2 separate regions of the Homo sapiens genome follow, and region 1 is linked to region 2. Evidence: read pairs that join two places in POLR2A ChIA-PET (ENCODE). Cell type or tissue: MCF 10A. All regions are shown on one strand.

Evidence for each region. Peaks named below come from ENCODE experiments on the same cell type or tissue, not always from the same donor. Only the 100,000 strongest peaks of a DNase experiment are listed, where the experiment ranks them.
Region 1: POLR2A ChIA-PET joins it to region 2 with 5 read pairs; 6 of 35 experiments call an interaction of 5 or more read pairs at or near these places.

Annotation. Positions count from the first base shown.
Region 1 is chr2:61,509,058-61,514,057 of GRCh38, forward strand. The region is part of intron 4 of XPO1 (exportin 1); the gene reads right to left. Among named protein-coding and RNA genes, the nearest start is that of XPO1, 27 kb to the right of the region's middle. In MCF 10A, no CTCF peak of the experiment used is centred here; DNase peaks (open chromatin) are centred at 1,804 and 2,184.
Region 2 is chr2:61,388,660-61,393,659 of GRCh38, forward strand. The region is part of intron 5 of USP34 (ubiquitin specific peptidase 34); the gene reads right to left. Among named protein-coding and RNA genes, the nearest start is that of SNORA70B, 26 kb to the right of the region's middle. In MCF 10A, no CTCF peak of the experiment used is centred here; no DNase peak of the experiment used is centred here.

The DNA.
Region 1 (5,000 bases), 120 kb after region 2:
TGGTGCTATCTCCGCTCACTGCAACCTCCACCTCCCGAGTTCAAGCGATTCTCCTGCCTCAGCCTCCCAGAGTAGCTGGGATTACAGGTGCCCGTCACCACGCCCAGCTGATTTTTTTTTTTTTTTAGGTAAAGACAAGGTTTCACTATGTTGGCCAGGCTGTTCTCCAACTCCTGACCTCAGGCAACCCACCTGCCTCAGCCTCCCAAAGTGCTGGGATTACAGGCATGAGCCACCACGCCCAACCCCAAATCTGCAAGTTTTAAAGCACCAACATGGCACTAAAAGGAAATGCTCAGGTTGGGTGAGATAGCTCACGCCTGTAATCCCAACACAAGGCGGGCGGCTCACCTGAGGTTTGGAGTTTGAGACCAGCCTGACCAACATGAAGAAACCCTGTCTCTACTAAAACTACAAAATTAGCCAGGCATGGTGCCGCATGACTGTAATCCCAACTACACAGGAGGATGAGGCAGGAGAATCACTTCAACCCAGGAGGCAGAGGTTGCAGTGAGTCGAGATCATGCCGTCGCACTCCAGCCTGGGCAACAAGAGCGAAACTCTGTCTCAAAAAAAAGGAAAAAAAAAGGAAATGCTCATTGGGCTATTTCAGTTTTGGAATGCTTAACTCGTGAGCATAATGCAAATATTCCAAAATCTGAAAAAGCCCAAAGTCTGGAACACTTCTCATCCCAAGCATTTCCAGCAAGAGGCAGTCAACCTGCACCACAGAAAATGGTTTAAGGCTTTTGATACACTATTAAAAATGTAAATTACAAATAGGAAAAAGGCAAGTTCAATCTAGTTTCGAATCAATTTCAGTTTAAACATTTATTTATTCCATAAGCTAAAAAAATGTAAATTTGGTACATTTCTACATCAATGCTATATATAATTGAAATGTTTATTACAAGTATCAGTCCATGAAAACATCAAAATTGGCTGGATGTGGTGGCTCAAGCCTGTAATCCTAGCGCTGTGGGAGGCCGAGGTGGGTGGATCACTTGAGGCCAGGAGTTTGAGACCAGCCAGGCCAACATGGTGAAACCTGTCTATTAAAATACAAAAAAATAGCCAGGCATGGTGGTGCACACCTGTAGTACCAGCTACTCTGGAGGCTGAGGCACAAGAATCGCTTCAACCCGGAAGGCAGAGGTTGCAGTGAGCCAAGATTGTACTACTGCAATCCAAGCAGCCTGGGCGACAATGTGAGACTATCTCAAAACAAAACAAAAAAACACACAAAATCGATCTTTTGAAAGATGGTCAATAAAATAGTGATCTGCTCTCTTTACTTACACAAGGGTATACAGGATATTGTTACTACTGTTCTCTCAATGAAATATTAATAAGAACAATGCCACATGGAAGACAAACAGCTAACAATAATTCTAAAGCAGGAGTTAAGTTAGGGTTCCCACAGATAATCTATAATTTAACCTGCTTTGATAATGTTAAGAGAAATGGATCTATATGCACATCCGCCATTCTTAAATGGATGTTTATGGCCTCAAACACACTGGACAAAAAATCTAAAAGATTAAAATTTTATTAAAATTGACAGGAGCATCACTCATGATAGCCAAAAGGTGAAAGCAGGTCGAGCACAGTAGCTCTTGACTGTAATCTAAACACTTTGGGAGGCTGAGGCAGAGGATCGCTTGAGCCCAGGAGTTCAGGACCAGCCTAGGCAACATAGCGAGACCCCATCTCTACAAAAAATAGAAACAGTGAGCCAGGTATGATTCATGCGCACGTAGTCCCAGTTATGCAGGAGACTGACGCAGGAGGATTGCTAGAGCCCCGGAAGTTGAGGCTAGAGTTAAGCCATGATCCCGCCACTGCACTCCAGCTTGGGCGACAGCGTGAGACCTTATCTCAAAAAAAAAAAAAAAAAAAAAAGTTACATGGATGTAAGCTAGGGATCAAACACTGTTAGGTATCAAGTATAGGCCTTTCATGGAGGCCTGTAATCAAAATACTTGGAATGGGGCAAATTGTTACATTAACCAGAAATGGAAATACTATTCCTATCAATCATATACAATGTGCCTGAAAATACTGCTTTCTTTTCTTTATTTTTTAGACAGAGTTTCGTTCTTGTTGCCCAGGCTGGAATGCAATGGCGCAATCTCGGCTCACTGCAACCTCCACCTCCCAGGTTTAAGCAATTCTCCGGCCTCAGCCTTCAGAGTAGCAGGGATTACAGGAATGCGCCACCACGCCCAGCTAATTTTTTTGTTATTTTTAGTAGAGATGGGGTTTCACCATGTTGGTCAGGCTGATCTCGAACTCCCAACCTCAGGTGATCTGCCTGCCTCAGCCTCCCAAAGTCCTGGGATTACAGGCAAGAGCCACTGTGCCCAGCCTATCTTTTCAGATATTATCACTCTGTTGCCCAGGCTGGAGTGCAGTGGTGCAATCAATCAGGGCTCGACCTCCTGCCTGGACTCAAATGATTCTCCCGCCTCAGCCTCCTGAGTGGCTGAAACTACAGGGGCACTCGACCATACACTGCTAGTTTTCTGTATTTTTAGTAGAGAGAAGTCTAACTATCTTGTCCTGGCTGATCTCAAATTTCTGGGCTCAAGAGAGCCTCCCAAACTGCTGGGATTGCAGGCCTCAATCACTGTGCCTGGCCTGCCTTGTTTTTTTTAGAAATGAAAAACATAATTTATAGCTTACAGATATTTCTTTTTCTTTTCTTTTTTTTCTTTTTGAGACGGAGCCTTGCTCTGTCGCCCAGGCTGGAATGCAGTGGCATGATCACAGCTCACTGCAGCCTCCACCTCCCTGGTCCAAGCAACTCCCCTGCTGCAACCTACCGAGTAGCTGGGATTCTGGGATTACAGGCACACGCCACCATGCCCGGCTAATTTTTTTTGTATTTTTAGTAGAGACGGGGTTTCACCATGTTGGCCAGACTGGTCTCGAACTCCTGACCTCAGACAATTGCCTGCCTAGGCCTCCCAAAGTGCTGGGATTACAGGCGTGAGACATCGCACCAGGCATTAAGTATATTTCTTACATTATCCTACCATGGTTTAAATACTGACAAAAAACGATTTGGAATGCCTGTCAACTCTCTGAGATTAGACTGATAATTTTTGCTCCCATCTCTAACATTGTATTCTGTGGGATTTCTCATGAATTTGTTTTAGATGCAAGGACTTAAGTCTAATATTTACATTTTCTTTTCAAAATCATAAATGAAACAATCACCTCTGAGTAACACTATCAACTTATTAGAAACTTACATTATCATCTAGTTCTGAAAACTTCCCAAGGAAATTAGGAAATAGGGTTTCTGCTCTGAATTCCATAGTCAACGAACTATGAAAAGACTAAACACCACACATACAGGGAAAAGCAGCAGAAATGTTAAATTCCAAGAGCTTTTGCAAAATTGAGGTGTTTTCTCACAACAGGAAGGGAAAGTGAGTTTGAACTGGGCTTTGACTAGCTGGATTAAACTACACGTTCAAGAGATAAGTGAACAATGGCAATTCTCTATATTAGCAAGAAATAATCAGGAATTGACATTAAAGATGTTCATTCTCTCCAAATGCATCCACAGATCCAAGGCAATCTCAATAAAAATTTCAGGACAGCTTTTGTTGAAATTTGCCAGATTTCACTCTAAAATTTTTATGGAACAGCAAAAAACCAACAATAGCCAAACCTTTTAGAAACAAAGTTGGGGAGCTGGGTGCGGTAGCTCACACATAATCCCAGCACTTTGGGAGGCTGAGACTGGCGGATCACTTGAGGTCTGGAGTTCCAGACCAGCCTGGCCAACATGGGGCAACCCCATCTCTACTAAAAATACAAAAATTAGCCGGGTGTGGTGGTGTGCACCTGTAATCTGGCAGGTGGAGTTTGCAGTGAGCCAAGATCGCGCCACTGTACTCTGGCCAGGAGACAGAGCATGACTCTGTCTCAAATAAATATATAAACCTTGACCCTTACCTCACCTCATATACAAAAATTGAGTAAAATGAATCACATGATGCTTTTTTCAGACAGGGTCTTTGTCGCCCAGGCTGGAGTGCAGTGGCATGATCTCGGCTCACTGCAACCTCCACCTCCCGAACTCAACTCAAGCATTCCTCCCACCTCAGCTTCCTGGCAGTCGGGATTACAGGTGCATGCCACCACGCCTGGCTAATTTGTTTGTATTGTTTCCGCCTGCCTTGGCCTCCCAGTGCTGGGATTACAATTGTGAGCTACTGTGCCCAGCCAAATCACAGATCTTAATGCAAAAGCTAAAACTATAAAGGTTCTATAAGAAAACGTACAGAATATCTTTTTTTTTTTTTTTTTTTTGAGAGAGAGTCTTGCTCTGTCACCCAGGCTGGAGGGCAGTGGTGTGATCTAGGCTTACTGCAGTCTCTGCCTCCCCAGTTCAAGCAATTCACCAACACACCCAGCTAATTTTTGTATCTTTAGTAGACATGCGGTTTCACCCTGTTGACCAGGCTCGTCTCGAACTGCTGACCTCAAGAGATCTGCCTGCCTCGGCCTCCCAAATTGCTGGAATTACAGGCGTGAGCCACTGTGCCCAGCCAAAAACTTACAGAAAATCTTAAGTGACCTTTGCATGACAAAGATTTCTTGAATACAACACAAAAAACATCAACTATATAAAGAAAAAAAAATCAACACTGATTTTAATCAAAATCTGAAATTTTTGCTCTGCAAAAGACACCATTACAAAAATTAAACAGGAAGCCACAGACAAAACACTTGCAAAATATACAGTTAACAAAATACTCCTGACTAGAATACAAAGAGCCCTTAGATCTCAATAAGGGAATAGCCCAATAAAAACTGGGCAAAATTGGCGGGGCATGGTGGGCTTACACGCCTGTAATCCTAGCGCTTTGGGAGGCTGAGGCAGGTGGATCACGAGGTCAGGAGATAGAGACCAGCGTGGCTAACATGGTGAAACCCCATCTCTACTACTAAAAATACGAAAAAGTAGCAGGGCGTGGTGGTGC
Region 2 (5,000 bases):
GCAAGAGAATGGTGTGAACCCGCGAGGCAGAGCTTGCAGTGAGCTGAGATCACGCCACTGCACTCCAGCCTGGGCGACAGAGCAAGACTCCATCTCAGAAAAAGAATATATATATATATATATATGTACACACACACACACACAAACACCCTGATAAGACATTTACTTCTAGATATACATCCAAATTAAATGCACACACATGTTCACCAAAACACACATAGAAGAATGCTGACACCCATATGAACTGTAATAACCTAAATGTCCATCACCAGTAAAATAAATTGGTATATTTTAAAAGATAATTCAACAATAAAAATGAACATACATGCAATATAAATTTCGGCATTTAAAAAAAACAACCAGGCATGAAAGAATGCATAGTATGTGATTCCATCTGCATGGTGAAAACAGACAAAACCAAATTGTAGTGTTTAGGGATATAAGATTAGGTGATAAAACTTTGTTTAAAAAAAGCAGGAGAATGATCAGCATTAAAGGATGAATTGTGTTTATTTTTAAAGGAGAAGAGATGGAATAGTTAGTGGCCTGAGGACTCATAAGGTAGGCTTCTGGGGAGTTGACAATGTTCTGTTTCTTGGTTTGAGTGATGGTTAAACGAATATTTGCTTTGATAAATCACTGAGCCACATGTTATCACTTTGTGTACGTTTCTTTATGAATGTTATTTTTCAAATTTTAACAGAAGGTTAAAAATCCTATTTTATACAAGATACATCAGAGGGCATAGTTATATCTTTTATTTTAGAATACACAGACACAAGTGATTAAAAATTTCAATTAAAAAACAGCAAATGAAGAAAAATGTCAATACAAGAAAAAATTTTAATACAAGGAAGATCTACCATTTACTAAGTCCTTAATATTCCCATTGTGATAAATGAGAAAAGTAATGCTTATAAAAGTAATGAAAACAAAATTACATACTATGCAACAGAGGTACAATTCAAACCTAGGATTATATCATTATAAAAATCAGCATTCTTTAACACTACTATAGATCCCAACATCATAAAAACCAAATTGCATATGCTATTAATCCTACAGTGTGTCCTTTATCATTTTTTTTTAAGTTTTGAGCTTTTCAGGTTTCCTTCTCCCCACCCCCTGCTTAGTGCTAATGGAATTCTAGCAGCCCTCCTAACCTTTTAACCTAGGTTAAAACTCTCAGAAATAGGGAAAAAAAGAAAAAAAAAGTTCCTTGCTCCCTGTAACTGCAGAAAAACAGCGTTCTGCATCAAACCTAGTTCTGACAAAGTGCAAAGTGGCATCATGAAAACTTAATTTCCTATTCTCCTATCTAGTAAAGAGATATCAAAAAATATGTAATCCTACCCTAGTTTCTGATATTAAACAGTCTTTGCTAGTATATTTGTAAAAAGCAGTCTTAGGACACTGAACATTCAGAAATTGCTATTGTGTTCCCCTATACGTTACTTAAGCCCTACAAGCTTATACCTTTGACTAAAGCATATTTTGTGTGAAGTTCTTTTTATTAATCCTCATTTGCACTTCTTTCTACTCCATAATAAAATAAACCCCTTGTCTCTATTGGATTCTTTATAAATTAATAAAAGGTGTTATGTATGAAATGACAAACTCTGGCAAAGAGCTGAGGGCTGAGGAAGGATACTGTAAGCTAAAACCAAGTGTAACTCAACAAAAGTGAGATTAACTTCCATTTGGGTCTCAGTGGAGAAACTTGTATGCCTCCATGTTCTATTTCTCTAAGCTGTGTTAAATGTTAGTAAGCTGCATTCGCAAAGTAAGAAAACTACATAAAAAGCTGCATTTGCAAAGTAAGAAAACTACATAAAGATCTTTGTTGTTTTCTTGTGGGTGCAGCTGTTATTAAAGAACGGATCCATATAATAGGTGGAATAATATTTGTGCAAACTGAGAAATCTCCTAAAACTCAGAGCTAGTTAAGAACTGCTGAAGTTCTAGTTAAGAATCTGCTAAAGTTTTTGAGATTGAAACAAATGTATGGGCTTGACGTTATTATCAGATTTGAACCTTAATCTGATAAGGTAAGAATTTCCTTTCTTTGTTGATAATTCAAATCCAGAGAAGAGTGAGTTTTCCTGAGATGAAATTTCAGGATTCTAGATTCAGGTTCTGAAAAAAAAAACTCACCAGCCAGGCGCAGTGGCTCACACCTGTAATCCCAGCACTCTGGGAGGCTGAGGTGGGGGCATCGCAAGGTCAAGAGATTGAGACCATCCTGGCCAACATGGTGAAACCCCATCTCTACTAAAAATACAAAAATTAGCTGGGCATGGTGGTGCGTGCCTGTAGTCCCAGCTACTCGGGAAGCTAAGGCAGGAGAATCGCTTGAATCTGGGAGGCGGAGGCTGAGGTGAGCAGGGATCATACCACTGCACTCCAGCCTGGTGACAGAGCGAGACTCCAGCTCAAAAAAAAAACGAAAAAATAACACTCACCATCTGACAAAGTTACCTTGCCTCAGTAAGAGTGAGGAAATCAGCCAGGTGCAATGGCACACACCTGTAATCCCAGCACTTTAGGAGGCCAAGGCGGGCGGATCATTTGAGCCCAGGAGTTCAAGACCAGCCTGGGGAACATGGTGAAACACTACCTCTACCAGAAACACAAAAATTAGCCAGTCTCAAAATAAATATATAGCTTTTTCTTTAAGTGAGGAGGAAATCATACTAGAAAATAAACAGAATGGGATCATTTCCTGAGTCCCAGGAAATGCTATAAACATGTTCTCTTCTGAATGTGTGATTTAGTATAATAGAGAAAAAGAAGTATTCAGTAACGTTAGTCCGTATCTTTCCTGCCACAAAAGTGATTTATGAGTTATTTTCTTTTCTTTACAAACGGCTGCCCTAAAATCTAATACTATTTTTTTCATTGTTAAATATAGTTCTACTCATTCCTGTGAAATTCAGAGATTCCCAAATAGAGACCTCACCCTATTGAAGCCAAAACACCATGGCTAAACAAGCTGCCCACTTCGCAAGAAAAGGAATAGACATACAAAAATGATCAGGGTTTATACAATGACCCACTAGAGGAAATTACTATGAAATAAATAAAGCACAGCTTCTGTAGCAAGCTTGATTACAAAAAGAACTCTAAGCTCTTAATGTACACTAAAATATTAACCATATAAAAGAAATTAGCTTGCAGAGAGCCAATCTACAATATTTTTTATAAGGAAAAGATGCCTATTAAAGAGTTACTCCATTGAGTTATTATTCTCAGAAAATTAACAAACAGATTATATAGTATTATAGTATTACGGTGTTCAAAAAATATATTAATTTAAATAGTATAATTTTGCTTTAACGGCCTCAGTTGAGTTGCAAGATAAAGAAAACTATGCAGATTGACAACAGCCCACCAATTAGCAGTCATAAAAGGGCTGAAGAGAAAGATAAAACAGAATCTAAGCCTAAACCTTTGTATTTAGTAAAGGATAACTTCACAGGTTGGGCAACAGCGTAACCCCATCTCTACAAAAACAATTTTTAATTTAGCCAGGCGTGGTGACATGCACCTTTAGTCCCAGGTACTTGGGAGGCTGACATGGGAGGGAGGTTTGCTTGAGCCTGGGAGATCAAGGCTGCAGTCAGCTGCTACTACCGCACAGCAGAACTCTCTCTCAAAAACAAAAACAAAACAAAGGCCGGGTGCGGTGGCTCAAGCCTGCAAGCCTGTAATCCCAGCACTTTGGGAGGCCGAGGTGGGCGGATCACAGGAGGTCAGGAGTTCGAGACCAGCCTGGACAACATGGCGAAACCCCGGGTCTACTAAAAATACAAAAATTAGCTGGGTGTGGTAGCGTGCACTAGTTATCCCAGCTACTAGGGAGGCTGAGGCAGGACAACTGCTTGAACCCAGGAGGTGGATGCTGCAGTGAGCCAAGATGGTGCCACTGCACTCTAGCCTGGGTGACGGAGTGAGACTCTGTCTCAAAAAAACGGATAAAGTAAGGAAGAAAAAACCCTGTAAACGATAACTTTTAAAGATATAGTAATAAAGTCTTTAACAAGCTTTCCATACTAGACTGTTAAACAAGAATTAGTACAAATAAATTCAAGAAACAGTTTAATCCAGGTTTATGTAATATTCCTGATTAAGTAAACCCTTTGATAATTTGGTGTTTCAAAATTATATGCCCTCTCCAAAATTACCACAGTGTGAAATAAAAATGTTATCCCAGCATTCCAGTTAACTAAATTGAGATACTTTCTCTCAGAGAATGCCAAAGTACATAAAACTTTCTATCAAACAAATAAGTTCAATCAGAATAACAGGATCACTTAGGTATTTAGTAACAACCGAAGTTAGTAAAAGCCACCAGTTACTACACACTTTATATGTCAAGTGTTACATTATGAGTTTAAAATCTTTCTCATTTTAAACCTCAAAACAATCCTCTAAAGTAGATGGATATCATCATCATTCCCATTTTGCAAATTAAAAAAATTAAGGCTCAGATCACGCAAAGTGGCTCACGCCTGTAATCCCAGCACTTTAGGAGGCTGAGGCAGGAGGATCACCTGAGGTTAGGAGTTTGAGACCAGCCTAGCCAACATGGTGAAACCCAATCTCTATTAAAAATACAAAAATTAACCAGGCATGGTGGCATACGCCTGTAGTCCCAACTACTCGGGAGGCTGAGGCAGGAGAATCACTTAAATCTGGGAGACGGAGGTTGCAGTGAGCCAAGATCATGCCACTGCACTCCAGCCTGGGCAACAGAGCCAGACTCCGTCTAAAAAAAAAAAAAAAAAGGCAACATTATTAACCTACATGCTACACTACTACTATATGTAATAATTTCAACCTATCAGAATGGGTGGAATTTTTTAACTAAAAATGACCTTGATAGTAATCATTTATTACCAATTTTAGTAATGTCAGTGCTGTTTCCAATGTACCGCATCACTGCAAAGCACACAGCATTGGAAACAATGCAACAAAATATTTGGTTGAGTCACTTTTCA